Regions from separate parts of the Mus musculus genome. Here region 1 is linked to region 2. The links are chromatin contacts, found by POLR2A ChIA-PET in ENCODE. All regions are on one chromosome and are shown on one strand. The core of a region is the stretch at or near the end of the contact, and the rest is flanking DNA. Distances in the headings are between cores, read along the strand shown.

Region 1 (7,065 bases), core at 1,295-3,794, 250 kb before region 2:
CTGGTATCCCAACTGAATATGGGGTTAAAACACAGCACATATAGGAGCAGAGTGTATCGGAGAACACCTTTAATACCAACACTTAGGAGGCCAAGGCAGGCCTGTGAATTTGAGGACTGCCTAGTCTACATAGTAAGTTCCAGGATAGCCAAAGCTCCATAGTGAGTCCCTGTCTTGAAAAGAGAAAAACGAACAAAACCCAATATATATATAGGGCCAGAGTAGCAGGGTCAGGGGAGGAAGGCACTTGCTGCCAGGTCTAACCACCTGAGTTTGAGTCCCTGGACCTGCCTAGCAGAAGGAGAACACTAACTCCTGCAAGCTGACCTCTGGCCTCCACACAAATGGACTGCCATGCCTGAACCCACACACCCAGACACAGACACAGACACAGACACACATACATACACACACACACACACACACACACACACACACATAAAGATCAAACACAGCACATGGAACTGTTGTTAAAGAAAGGGTGAAGGGAAGGAAATTCAGAAGAGGAAAAGACTAATCCAGATTAAGTTAAGCTTTTTGGAAGTCAGAGCTACATACAGCTGGACCTTGAAAGTTGAATGGAACCAATTCACAGAGATTACAGAATGGCCCTATTGCCTCTCTGTGGGGCAAACATGAGAGCTCTTTTAAGTAGACCAGTGATTCTCAACATGTAGGCCTCAGCTCCTTTGGGGTAGCAGATCAGATAGCCTGCATATCAGATATTTACACTAAGATTCCTAGCTAGCAAAATTAACAGTTCTGAGGTAGCAACCACTGAGGTAATATAATTTCCACAATCAAAAGTACAACATGGAGAAAAGCCTATTAAGGAAAGAAGAAGTAATAATTATGAACAGAATGTAGAATACCTAAATCACAGAAACACAGATCAAACATATAACATATTACAACAGGAGTGAGACAAAAGATCAAAGAATTAGGCTATGTCAGAGAGAATCCTGAATGGGAAACTAAAAATACTGGCTTTACTCTGTAAGACTCTGTATAACCAGGGCCCAATATACTATGTCTTTATCTTCCTCAATTTTGATACATTTTAGAAAAATTCACCTCATAATATTAAACAGAAGATGGTAGCCAGGTGGTGGGCGGTGGTGGTGTACGCCTTTAATCCCAGCACTTGGGAGGCAGAGGCAGGCGGATCTCTGAGAGGCCTCAAACAAAGTGAGTTCCAGGACAGCCAAACAAACAAACAAACAAAAAAAGAGAAGATGGTAAAGAATTAACAAAAGTCTGTAAATTTAGATCAATTGGCTTACTACGCTGGTCTTACAGGTGGGGAAAGGAGTCTGGGCTGGGGGCATATATCTCTGTGGAAGAGCACCTGCCTAGCTTCTTGTGCCAGGCTCTGTCTGGGTCTGATACTCACAGCTTGGACCACCACCACATCCACACACCCGGCACCTGAATGCACCTCACCCTATCCTCAAGCAAGTAGGGCCTGATCAGAGGAAGTGGTGATATGAAGAGAATCCAGGAGGCAAGTCCATCGGAAACTACTTCCAAACCCATTTTCTTTCTCCTCCTTTCCCTAAATACCACGGAGTGGTAAAGGATTCTAGACTGTCTACTCCAACCGCTGCTGTGCTAAATCCCCAAGACTCCTCCCAGCTCCCCACCTGCCCACTGCTGCTACGGCCCTCTCGGAGGTTACCCAGTTCCACATCACCACACCTGATCTCACCACGGAAACCCCTTGCCTCAGTGAGCTCCAAACGACTGCTCTAGCCAGCACAATGACTCATAGGATGCCAAGAGCCCTAGCGTGATTCAAGCCCTCTAATCATCAACAAGAAACTGTCTTTTTGGTTCAAAGGAACTTTGGAACAGAAATTTTGTCAGGAGACCATAGAGAATTGGAGGGTCAGACATCCAACTGCACACAGACACACACTCAGTCACACACTCTAAGAGCCAGACATTCCTATGGACCACTCGGGCTCCGGTCTTAAACACACATTCTTTCCTAGTCCAGTCTTGAACTGGGAGGCCACCAAGGCCCGGGCCTAGCATGGACTCCGTAGACCCTGGACCGCCATCGCTCCCCGCGGGGGCTCCCTGGACATGGAGGAACAGGGCAGAGCTGGGTCCAGGAGCGTCATCGCAAGGAAGCGCTGAACCTCGGTAGAAACGCGGGTGGTCTGGGACAGAAGTCCGGAAGAGGGTCCCCATAATGATGCACTGCCAGTCGGAGAAAACGATGATGTGCCGGCCGGGGAGGGGTGGGCCATCCTAAGGGAAAACGCCTGGCCCGACCTGTGACGGAACCCGGGGAGGGACAGGCGCGCAGGGGGGGCGTCACGCGCGGGCAGACGACGGAGATGCGCGGCGAAGGTGTGCTCACCTTCTTCACCGCAGACTGGAAGTGAAAGTCACCGGCCTCCTTCAGGTCCAGCCAGATCATGGGCATCCGGGGCACGGCCTCCATCGCGGGTAGCGCCTAGCGGCCCTAGGGCCGCTCCCCTCCCAGGTCCAGCAGCTGCTTCAGCCGCGCGCGCAACCCCGCCCCTCCACGCCGGAAGCTGCTCGTCACGCGGAGTGACGCACTCCCCCCGCAGCCTGTTGGGAGGTGCAGTCCGGCCCCCCCACCCCGGTAGTCTTTTTGCACATGCGCACACCTCTTCGCGCATGCTCGGTCTTCTCGCGCGAAGGGTCTTGGGTGGAGAGACGACCCAATCCACGGTGAAGGGGCTTCTGGGAATAGTGATCTCCTCCACTAAGCTTGAGGCTTTGCTGGGATTTTCTGGTTTGCGTAACGTTCTTCTTCCTCCCGGGGGGGCCCTTCAAAAACTCACCCATGAATTTGTAATTCCCAAATCTTGAGAGCGGTGAAGGATGGGGACTAGTGCTGCATAGAGAACGACTAGTGTGATGTTAGGGAGAGGGGTTGTGAAGACAGCCATGAGCTATGCAAACTGTATGGCGGGATGGAACTCAGGCTAAAAGTGCCAAGGGATTCCTTCTGTCCGCGGTTGAGGGGGCAGGAACACTGCTCCACACCACCACCCTCTGCAGCCTGAGGAGTTCTTGATTTTTAGTAGGATACATTGAACAGCCAAGTTAACACCTAAGAAGACTGCGACTCTGGAAGGAACTATACAGCGACGAGCATTTGTCTCTGGAGACACCTGTGAAACAGGAATTTTAAAGCTGTGTTGTGTGTATTGTTAAATTTTAGACATAAATAATGGAGACACCCCGGAGATTGAGGGAAGAGACTAGGTCATTTCAAGGCTGGACTGGGCAACATAACAATACGTTGTCTCAAACAAATTTTAAAAATAAGGAAACGGAGAAAGTAGTGAGTGACCTTTTGTAGTCTTCTAGGAGACCGGTGATTGTGGCTTTGGGTGAAAAAGGCTTTAAAAAAAAAAGTGGGTAGATAATGCACTTTGAGGAACATCTGAGAACTATTTTGAAAAAAAAGTATCCTAAGTTGGGGTGGGTACATGTTAGGGAATGAGATCAAAGTTGATTTCCAAGTTTCTGCCTGGTTTAGGTGGATAGCTGACAGGCTGTTACCTGACATGAGGAAATTGGGAGGAACATGTAGAAGGGAGCGCAAGACTTCAGGTCTAGTTTGTGTGAAGATGAGGACAGATGCATTTAGAGGCAATGTAGAGCCCGAGAATAAAGACTCTGGATTCACAAGACGGGTTTCCCCGACCCAGGTAGGGCCCACGTCCTCTTTGTAGAAGTAACAGACATTTCCATACTAAAAGTATGTTAGGGTCTAGAGAGGTGGGTTGGTTGTTAAGAACACTGGCTGCTCTTCCAGAGGACCTGGCTTTGATTTTCAGCATCTACATGGCAGTTCCCAGCAGTCTATAACTCCAGTTCCAGACCTTTAGTCTTCTTCTGGGTTCTGTGGGCACTGCACACATGTGGTACACAGACATACATATGTGCCAAGCAAAACTCCTATACACATACAATAATTTTTAAAATGAAGTTTAGCCAGGCGGTGGTGGCGCATGCCTTTAATCCCAGCACTTGGGAGGCAGAGGCAGGTGGATTTCTGAGTTCGAGGCCAGCCTGGTCTACAGAGTGAGTTCCAGGACAGCCAGGGCTACACAGAGAAACCTTGTCTTTAAAAAAACAAAACAAAACACAAAAAAATGAAGTTTAAAGAGTATGTTAAGCTGGGGGGATGATTTGGAAGCTAAGGTGTTGCCACACAAACACGGGAACAATCTTGGGAATCAACCTAAAGATAGGAGGATTGAAAACTGGCTGGACAGAGTTGTACACCACGGCCTGTGTGTGCCCCCCCCCCAATTCATTATGCAGAGACACGATAAAGCTAATTTTTGAGAGTCGGAAGCCAGCTAGTGCAGCTGTCCGTTCTGTGTCTCTGCTTTCTGGATGCTCTGAGGCGAACTCGGCCATCAAGGTCCTCCCTACGATAACCCTTGAAGCTATGAGGCAAAATGCCTTTTAATTTTGAGGTATTTTTGTCACGGCAATTGATTTGAGAACAAAAGGAGTTGTTTGTGGGAAGAGTTTCATTATGAATTATAACCCTCTGAAGATGGATGGTGGGGGGAGGGGTGGTACAATAGCTAGTGTACCTAAAAGCTGTCGCCTTCAAATGGTTAAAATTGTAAGGATTACATTAGATATGCTTTACTGCAAGACTAAGGTGTGTGTGCGCGCGCACAAGATCTTTCACTAAGCTATCCGGGGGGGGGGGGGGGGTAGCACACTCATTTAATCACAGCATGTGAGAAGTGACCCCCAAGTGAGAAGGCAAGCCCCACCTAGACTATGTATTAAGTTCCAGGCCAGCTTGGGCTTCTTTAGAACCTGCCCCTATACCAACATTACAGACACCATTTCTGCAAAACTCAGGAACAACAGGTGAGTCCCAGCTGAGGGGAAGCCCTGCTGAGCAAAGAGAAGCAACAGCTTAGATCCCAAAAATGAGGCCAGGAAGGGATCAATGTGAGCTAGAACAGGGAGGGGGTAGGGGGTAGTAGGAAGTCTTGGTTTTTGTTTTTTGTTGTTTTGTGGGTTTTTTTTGTTTTTGTTTTTGTTTTTGTTGTTCTTTCTTTAATTTTTTTACTTTTCTTTCTTCTTCTTCTTCTTTCTTCTTCTTTCTTCTTCTTCTTCTTCTTCTTCTTCTTCTTTCTTCTTCTTCTTTCTTCTTCTTTCTTCTTCTTCTTCTTCTTCTTCTTCTTCTTCTTCTTCTTCCTTCTTCTTCTTCTTCTTCTTCTTCTTCTTCTTCTTCTTCTTCTTCTTCTTCTTCTTCTTCTTCTTTCTTTCTTCTTTCTTCTTCTTCTCCTCCTCCTCCTCCTCCTCCTCCTTCTTCTTCTTTTTCTTCTTTTTTGGAAGTCTTAATTCTTGTAGACAGACCATGTAACAAAGGGGCATTCCAGAGGGTGGCACTGCAGGGAAAGCTCTAGGATTCAGAACAGCCAAGTAGCCGCCTCTGCATCTTGAGCATCCTATCCCTATTGGCTGCCCTCCCCTGAGCCTCACTACTTATTTGGCAGTGCCAGAGCTTGAACCTAGTGTGTTGTGTGTTAGGCAAGCACTCTCACCACTGAGCCCCATCTCTAGCCCCCCTCTCCTCTGTAGAATGGATAAATTCCCAGTGGATTCATTCCCAGCCCCAAATGGTACTTCTCAAGTCAAATTACTGCAAACACAGATGTGAGTTCTGGGGTATCTATACAGTTGCTATAACAGAGTACAATAGACTAGATGAGCCAGCTAGCAGGAATTTAAGGCTGGGAACGAGGCCCAAGTGTAGCATACTTCCCTAGCAAACGTGAAGCCCTGAGCTCAACGCTCAGTTACAGTAATTGGTATGAAAGTGTCAGAGAGCAAAAGATCCATCATAGATGTCAAATGCTGATGCCGGTGGTGGGATGGGCCGGGGAAGGTGAAGGGGTAGAAGGGATGCCCCATCTCATCCTCCCCTCCCACTTACCCATTTCCCCAGCAAAGCAGGAAGTTAGAGGTAACATAGGCTCCCATGGTTCAAGGGAAGAGTCAGTCCCATCACCAGGGGGCAGCAAACACCACATTAAGCCAGGTCAGCTTGTCCTCTCAGGACCTTTCCTTCCAGTAAGCTGCATGGCCCCTTAAAGACACACTGAAAGCCTTCCTCCTGTTACCAATGTGGAAACTTGTGTCTGGGTTTTGGGAGTTGACCACCCAAACTGCCCCCAGCAAGTGAATGTAAGAGTCCAGGATGGAGGTGGGTCATTTATTCAGCCTACTTTACTTGCCCCCCCCCCCACACACACACACCAGGATCCCACAAAATGTTTTAGGTGCTGTTGAACGAAACAGGTGAACATCTCTGCCCTCAAGAAAGACGACATTTGCCGGGCAGTGGTGGCGCACACCTTTAATCCCAGAACTCGAGAGGCAGAGGCAGGCGGATTTCTGAGTTCGAGGCCAGCCTGGTCTACAAAGTGAGTTCCAGGACAGCCAGGGCTATACAGAGAAACCCTGTCTCAAAAAAAAAAAAAAAAAAAAAAAAGAAAGAAAGAAAGAAAGAAAGACGACATTTTAAAAAAATGAGCCCAAGATATGACACAAAGCAGAGACTCATCATTTGGAAGGCTGAGGTTTGAGGCCAGCTTGGGCTACTTAGGAAACCCTATCTCAAAAGAAACTGTTGTTAGGAGAAGAGGAAGAGAAAGAGGTGGAGGAAAAGGAAGGGAAACACAGAGAGAGAGGCACAGACACACACACACACAGAGAGAGAGAGAGAGAGAGAAAGAGAGAGAGAGAATATATACAATGTGGATAGAAACTTATGTGGACAGTCAAAAATATGTGAAAGATGACCCATCTCATCAGTAACCAGAGAAATGCAAACCAAACTACACTGAAAAGCCATTTCAGATTGGTGACTATGATCCAGTTAATAACAACAGTCCTTGTCAAGAATGAGTTACTTTGGGCTGGAGAGATGGCTCAGCAGTTAAGAGCACTGACTGCTCTCCTGAATTCAAATCCCAGCAACCACATAGTGGCTCACAACCATCAGTACAGCTACAGTGTACTCATATACATAAATAAATC
Region 2 (6,106 bases), core at 1,382-3,881:
AAAGACATGCCATGTTCGCTGAAAGCTTGCTTCTTCTATTTCCTATTGCTATGTGCTCATTCCTGTTGTTCCTGGCCTCCAGCCCTCAAAATCCCAACTCTGCCTGCTGTGGGATAACTTCCTTGATTGGTCACTACCCTGGTCATCTTCTCATCCAGTCATTCAGCTAACACCCAGGGAAGGGAACACTTACTAAATGCTAAGTTCTGGGAAGCAAGGGCAGTGAAGGTTAAAAACGCTCCAAGAGGAACAACAGGTGGTGTTCCAGGTAGAGGGCCACCTGAGGCTTCCTGACCACAAGACCAAGGCTTGGGTGGCTAAAGGAACTCTCCTGGTGACTTTGCCTTGGTTTCCCCAAGAGGACCCTGAGGCACACCAACTGATTTATCTTCAGGGACACTCTGATACTGTCCCCTCCCTCTCACTCCTCTCAGAGCCCACCAAGAGGGCAGGACTCATGTGAGGAGGGAAGGCAGATCTAAATCTAGGGTCTTTTGGGGGAAAGAAGGGCAGGAACTAGGGTGCTTCCCCCTCTGTCCTCACCCAGACCCACAACTGGGGAAACAGGTTTGCCAGCAGATGGTAGCTTCTGCCGCTGAAGGGAGGGGCCACCTGCGCTGCTGGCTGGTTGGCTGTGGACTGACAAAAAAGGGTCTCTTTTTTCTTTTTGAGACAAGTCTCAAAAGACTGTTGCCCAGATTGGCCTCAGACATTTGGCAATCCTCCTGCCTCAACCTCTCTCATGCTGGCATTACAGGCATGTGCCATCATGCTGGGGCGAAGGGTCTCGCAACACCTGTCAGATCCGCCCTTGCCTTACACACCCCGTGACACACACGGCGGGTCCCTAGCAGCACTATCTTTCCTTGGGAACCCAGCACCGAGAAGTGGGACGGTGTTTTTGGAGCAGGCAGGAAGGCTGCACTGGGTGGCTGCCTGGCTTCCTCTCCCCAGGCAGCCCGGCCCCACCCGACTCCTGAGTTTGCTCTCACATCCTGGATTTATTTGTTGGCTTGGTCCCAGGCTGCCCCCTGCCTGTCTAGGCTTCCACTTCTACAACCAGCCAGCTTGAGCTCCATACCTAAGCCTTCTGGGAGGCGGTGGGAGCACAGCAGACAGAAGTGGCCAACAGCTCAAAACCAAACAGCCCAGCCACTATGAAAGGGTACAGTCCCAGGAAGCTGGACCAGAACATCTCCAGCAGCCTACCACCCAGCCTGAAAACCCAGCGGTGACATCTCTGCAGATTCATCACCTGGTTTAAGTTCTCTTCACATGGTGATCTCCCTTGAAGATGGAGATACAGGGGCTGAATGGAGGAGAGGCAGGCTTTTCTGACCTACACCAGCCATAGTGGCTCCCTCTCTACAAAGTCCAGGTGGCCTGAGGGTAAAACTGCGTTGATTCTACAGCCGGGAAGTAAAGGCTTAAAGGTGCAATGAGCTCGGACTTGGTTACCCTAAGTGGGACTCTACTACATGCCACCGGCCCAAGAAGACCAAAGAAGCTGTGGCCCTTCAGACTTAGACAAACCATCAGGCAGCCTCTTCAGAGGGCCAGGGTAGAGCATGAACTCTCCCCATATCCCTGCTCTCCCAGTGACAAGCTGTTCATGGACACACAATGGACCATTGTGTCCAGGGCACACCTGAGCTAGGCACCTAGTGCCAAGCAGGTGCAAGGAGGGAGGCATAACCCCGGGATCACTCCCTGCTTCCAGTGCAAAAGGGAAAGTGAGGCTTCTAGAGTTTGAGTCAGAGGCATCACAGCCCCTTCGCTCCCCTTCTGATACCAGCGGAGTCAGCCTGAAACGAGGGTCCCTTTCAGCCATCCCTCCTGACCTCACCATCCTCCCTGGCCCATTGCAGAATGGAGGTAGGCTAAAGTTGCTTCAAGTACAGTAAGAGCTCATCACTAAGAACTCTGAAGGAGTCTGAAGTGACGAACGTCTGATGTACTTGTCAGAAGCGGCACCTGCCGGATCCCCCAGCCTACATGACATTCTAGCCACCATGACCACCTATCGCGAATGCGCCTCTCAGGCGAAGCAACCAACCAGCAAACTGAGTCCCTCTCTTTCCAGGTCTCAGTTTACCCAGTTGTGAAAAGGGTGAGAACTGACTGGCCAGGGCAACTGAGGCTGCGCGGTCTCGCTGAGGACTTGCAATACAGCGCTCACCGGCGAACACTGTCCCCTGGCACAAATGCCCGAGGTAGCCCGGCAGCCAGGGGCACGCACGTGTGCGCGGAGCTGAAGTCCCGCGTGCGCGCGCCGATCTGCGGCCCCGGGGGAGCCGGACGCAGGTGCAGCAGACACTGCGTGCGCGGATCTGGGGACCCCGCGGACCAGGGGCGAGACGGGCTCACCTGCGCGTAGTAGAGCAGCCACAACTCGTAGAGCCGCTCCGAGGCGGCCATGGCCTGACCGGGCTCTGGCCCTGCTGCGCGCCACCTGTCGCCGCCTCCTCCGCGCCGCCCGCCGGTTGCCCCGGGCCAGGCCCATGGGCGGGAGGGCGTCACTCCGGGGCGGAGCGGCGCTACACTGCTGGGGGAAGTCCGCGGCTCCTGACCCTGTCGCACTTAGCCACCAAAGTCTACACGCCCCTCCTCCTCCTCCCGGCCGGCCACCGCCTGGCTTCCTACACTTGGTTGTCTGTGGCAGCGGCCACCGCCCCGCCTCTCCTAGGACTGTCCAAAGGGCGGGGAAGTCAGGCTGGAGGAGGAGCCTGGGGTCAGGGCGGCCCGGGAGGTCGCATGGAGCTCCGCCTCTCGCAGGCGGAGTCCATTCAGAGCCACTGGCAGGATTATTTCCATCCTCCCCAGTGAGGGGCCCGTAAAGGCTTTAACCCGAGTACAGAACCTATCGGGCTTGGAATTATCGCTGTTCAATGAAAGGACTGTGGTTCGCGTGGAGATGACTAGGGTCCTTCAACAATACTAATAATAACCTCGCCCATGACGAACACTTGTGGCACTAACTACGTGCAAGGTTCTGTTTTAAGAGCTTTATGGAAGACAAGTGCTACCTTTTAGTTTCGCCTAGTGTTGAGCTGGATGGAAGGAATCATCAGTCGACTGCAGGACAAACCTACCTGCAGAGGAGCGGCGTCCTTACCAAGTTTAGGATACATACAGTAGCCCACTCCCTCTAGGAATCCTGCCCAGGTGCTCCATTGCTGGGAGCCCCTCCTCCCAGGGCCCGGCACTTGTCAGTCATTTTTTGTTCCTTTGGCCTGAAGGAGGTGGGTGCCTCATGCCGGCTTTAATGAATGAAGAAACTGAGGCTCAGACAAGCCAAATGAGAATTGCAGGGACAGCAGGAACAAGGGATCTAGGCCTGGCTGAGTCATTTCTGGGCCACTGTCACCAACACCCTGTCTGTCCTTTCCTTGTGACTGGACTGTGAAGTGAGGGAGCCCCTGGTGTTGGGTGGGAACCAGCTTCTTTGTTAGGGGTAGGGGAAAGTTTGCTAGGTCCAGATGGCTCCTATTGGTCCTAGGGATCGATCAGTATGAAGCGCCCTATGCATCTTAGTATGAGCTTACCTTTCCTGAGCACAGATACCCTCTATGCCAGGGGCTGGCAGCCACCCCGTCTCCTACTGTAAGGGAAGGTCCCAGACAGAACCAGGTTAACCCAGGATAACACCGAGCTTAGGAAACGGTGACATTTGAAGGGAGCTGTTAGGGAAGATCATTCTCCTTTGGGCCAGCTTTATAACAGAAGCCCCAGACAGGGAGCCACGTTGCTCATGGGCTTGCCATCTCCTGGAAGAGGAGGAGGAGAAGAAAAGAAGCAAACGCATCTGTGACCATCTGCCGCAGTCAAACTCCTTCTTCTCCTTTTGTTTTGTGAGACAAGATTTCTCCATGTAGTCCTGACTATCCTGGAATTCGCTTTGGAAACCAGGCTGGACTCCAACTCAGAAATCCATCCACCTGCCTCTGCCTCTCAAGTGCCGGGATTAAAGTCGTGCGCCACCACGCCCGGCTCCGTCAACCTCTTTTTATACTGGGAGGAGAGAGTAATTCAGTGGCACTTATTCGGCCCTGGTTGCTGTTTGCTCTTTTTTTTGTTGTTGTTTGTTTGTTTTTCGAGACAGGGTTTCCCTGTATAGCCCTGGCTATCCTGGAACTCACTTTGTAGACCAGGCTGGCCTCGAACTCAGAAATCTGCCTGCCTCTGCCTCCCAAGTGCCAGGATTAAAGGCGTGCGCCACCACGCCCGGCTGCTATTTGCTTTTAAGCAGGTAAGGTAGCCTGACTCTGATTATGCTGCAGCTCCCGAAAGAGATGCGAGATCATTCTTGAGTTCAAAGGAAAAGGCCATGTAGCCAGGCCTCGAACTCAGCAGTTCTGGAGCCAGAGAGTGGATAGCAAGGCTTATGCGCAACAACTCATCAGGCGAGTGAGTGCAAGCTGCCACTGGCACTCTGTAGAGAAGGGAGAGGCTGACCTCAGAGTGAGTTGGGAATGAGAGTGGCCAAGGAAGGTTTCTGGGTGTTTGTCTGGTAGTGGTGCGTTAAGACAAGGTTATCTTACGTAGCCCAGACTGAACCCGACCCCATAATTTTGATGCCTCAGCCTCTGAAGTGCTGGAATTACAAACGTGCACCACCTCACCCGGCTCAGGGAATGTTTCTCAAGGCATTCGCTCTTGAAGAATTGGCACAAGTGGATAAGGATGGCTAAATATTCCAAGAGGGCAGTTAGGAGAGGTGGGTGGTGGTTAGGCAAAACCAGAGCAATCGACTCTCTCTATTCTCTTCCTCTCAGGTCTGATTCTATTTGCTTTCTCACAAATTAAGTGTCGGACAAATCGAATCTTAACGCCTTTGCCCACAACCCAGCCGGCTCACTCGCTGTACAGGTGCTCCAGATCAAGGGGCGTGGACTTTTGTATCAACTCAGCATTGATTGGTTCTCAGGGCTTCCGGCTCTCCATTGTCTCCCTTGGATTGGCCGTAAGACATTCTCCTGCTCACTGAGCCTGCGCGAGGCAGAAGTGAAAAGGAGGTGGGGGCCTCCGAAAAGATGGCGGCTGCTCCTGCCGGTGTGGGCCGCCTAGAGGAAGAGGCGCTGCGGCGGAAAGAACGGCTGAAGGCCCTCCGGGAGAAAACCGGGCGCAAGGTGAGGCACGGTGGAGTGAGAGCTGCGGGTATGGCGGCCAGTGCTCTGGGCCAGTGGGAAGGCGGAGGATTACCAGGGAACCACTGAAGCCAAAGTGCGCGTGCGCGTAGCGCATGCGCAGTGGGACGGCGCTGACCTCTGAGATAGGCTCGTTTCTTGAGTGCAGGGGCGGAGCTCGCGCGTGCGCCTTAGGAAGTCGTTTTCGGGCGACAACCCAGATATTTTATCCATCATGGTAGTTGTTGCAAGGCCGGCTTTTAACTACATGTTTGTTGGGCTCGGCGGTTTTTTTGTTTATTTGTTTGTTTAAGTTTTTGATTGGCCCCATTGGCCGTGCCTTCCAACACCTACCACCAGGGCTCCCTTGGGTAGGACAGCTAGTGACCTTTCTGGGTGGACTGCAGGGAAAGAAGGCTGCCGTTTCTTTCCCGTCTTGGCTTACTAGTCCTATTAGTTGCCAGATTCGAAAAACACTTTTCCTTCCTTTCGGTAGCCACCGAAATATGGTCTGGATTCATCCTTACTTGCTGGTCTTTCCAAAGAAATGAAATTCACTACTTGTGTGCAGATTTTGGCTGTGTCTTTCGACACGGTGAGACTTAGGACAAATTGTTTCATGTTCCTAAGCCTGTTTGTTTGTTTTTGTGTTTGTGTTTTCACTTCTCCAGTAGAGGAATAAATAACACAGTCACTTTTGTGGGTTATTTTGCCATATAATAGGGAAAATCAGTGATTGAGGCTTGTTTCACCACACCTGACCTGCAGTAAGTTTTGAAATTAGTCTTAAGTCGTGTACCTAGTTCCTTCTCAAGACCATTTTTTTTTGGCTATTGAAGTTCTTTTGAGAACATCAGCATGGGAAGCTGGAAGATGTTGGCTCTTTGTTACATAGGCAAAAAAACAAAACAAAACCAACCAACCAAACAAACAAACAAAAAACGGTGTCCCTCATTCAACAACAACAAAAAACATTTGGC

Evidence for each region. ChIA-PET counts read pairs that join two places held with the same protein, here RNA polymerase II (POLR2A).
Region 1: POLR2A ChIA-PET joins it to region 2 with 16 read pairs in Patski. The contact joins the promoter of Ptpn23 here to the promoter of Nbeal2 in region 2. POLR2A ChIA-PET finds 5 or more read pairs at or near these places in 2 of 5 experiments (Patski and embryonic stem cell).

The regions. Positions count from the first base shown.
Region 1 is chr9:110,405,666-110,412,730 of GRCm38, forward strand. It overlaps Ptpn23 (protein tyrosine phosphatase, non-receptor type 23), which reads right to left and starts at 2,545. Exons shown (of 25, transcript NM_001081043.1): 1 at 2,369-2,545. The coding sequence starts at 2,452.
Region 2 is chr9:110,651,530-110,657,635 of GRCm38, forward strand. It overlaps Nbeal2 (neurobeachin-like 2), which reads right to left and starts at 2,632. Exons shown (of 54, transcript NM_183276.2): 1 at 2,368-2,632. The coding sequence starts at 2,418. It overlaps Ccdc12 (coiled-coil domain containing 12), which reads left to right and starts at 4,974. Exons shown (of 7, transcript NM_028312.3): 1 at 4,974-5,129. The coding sequence starts at 5,034.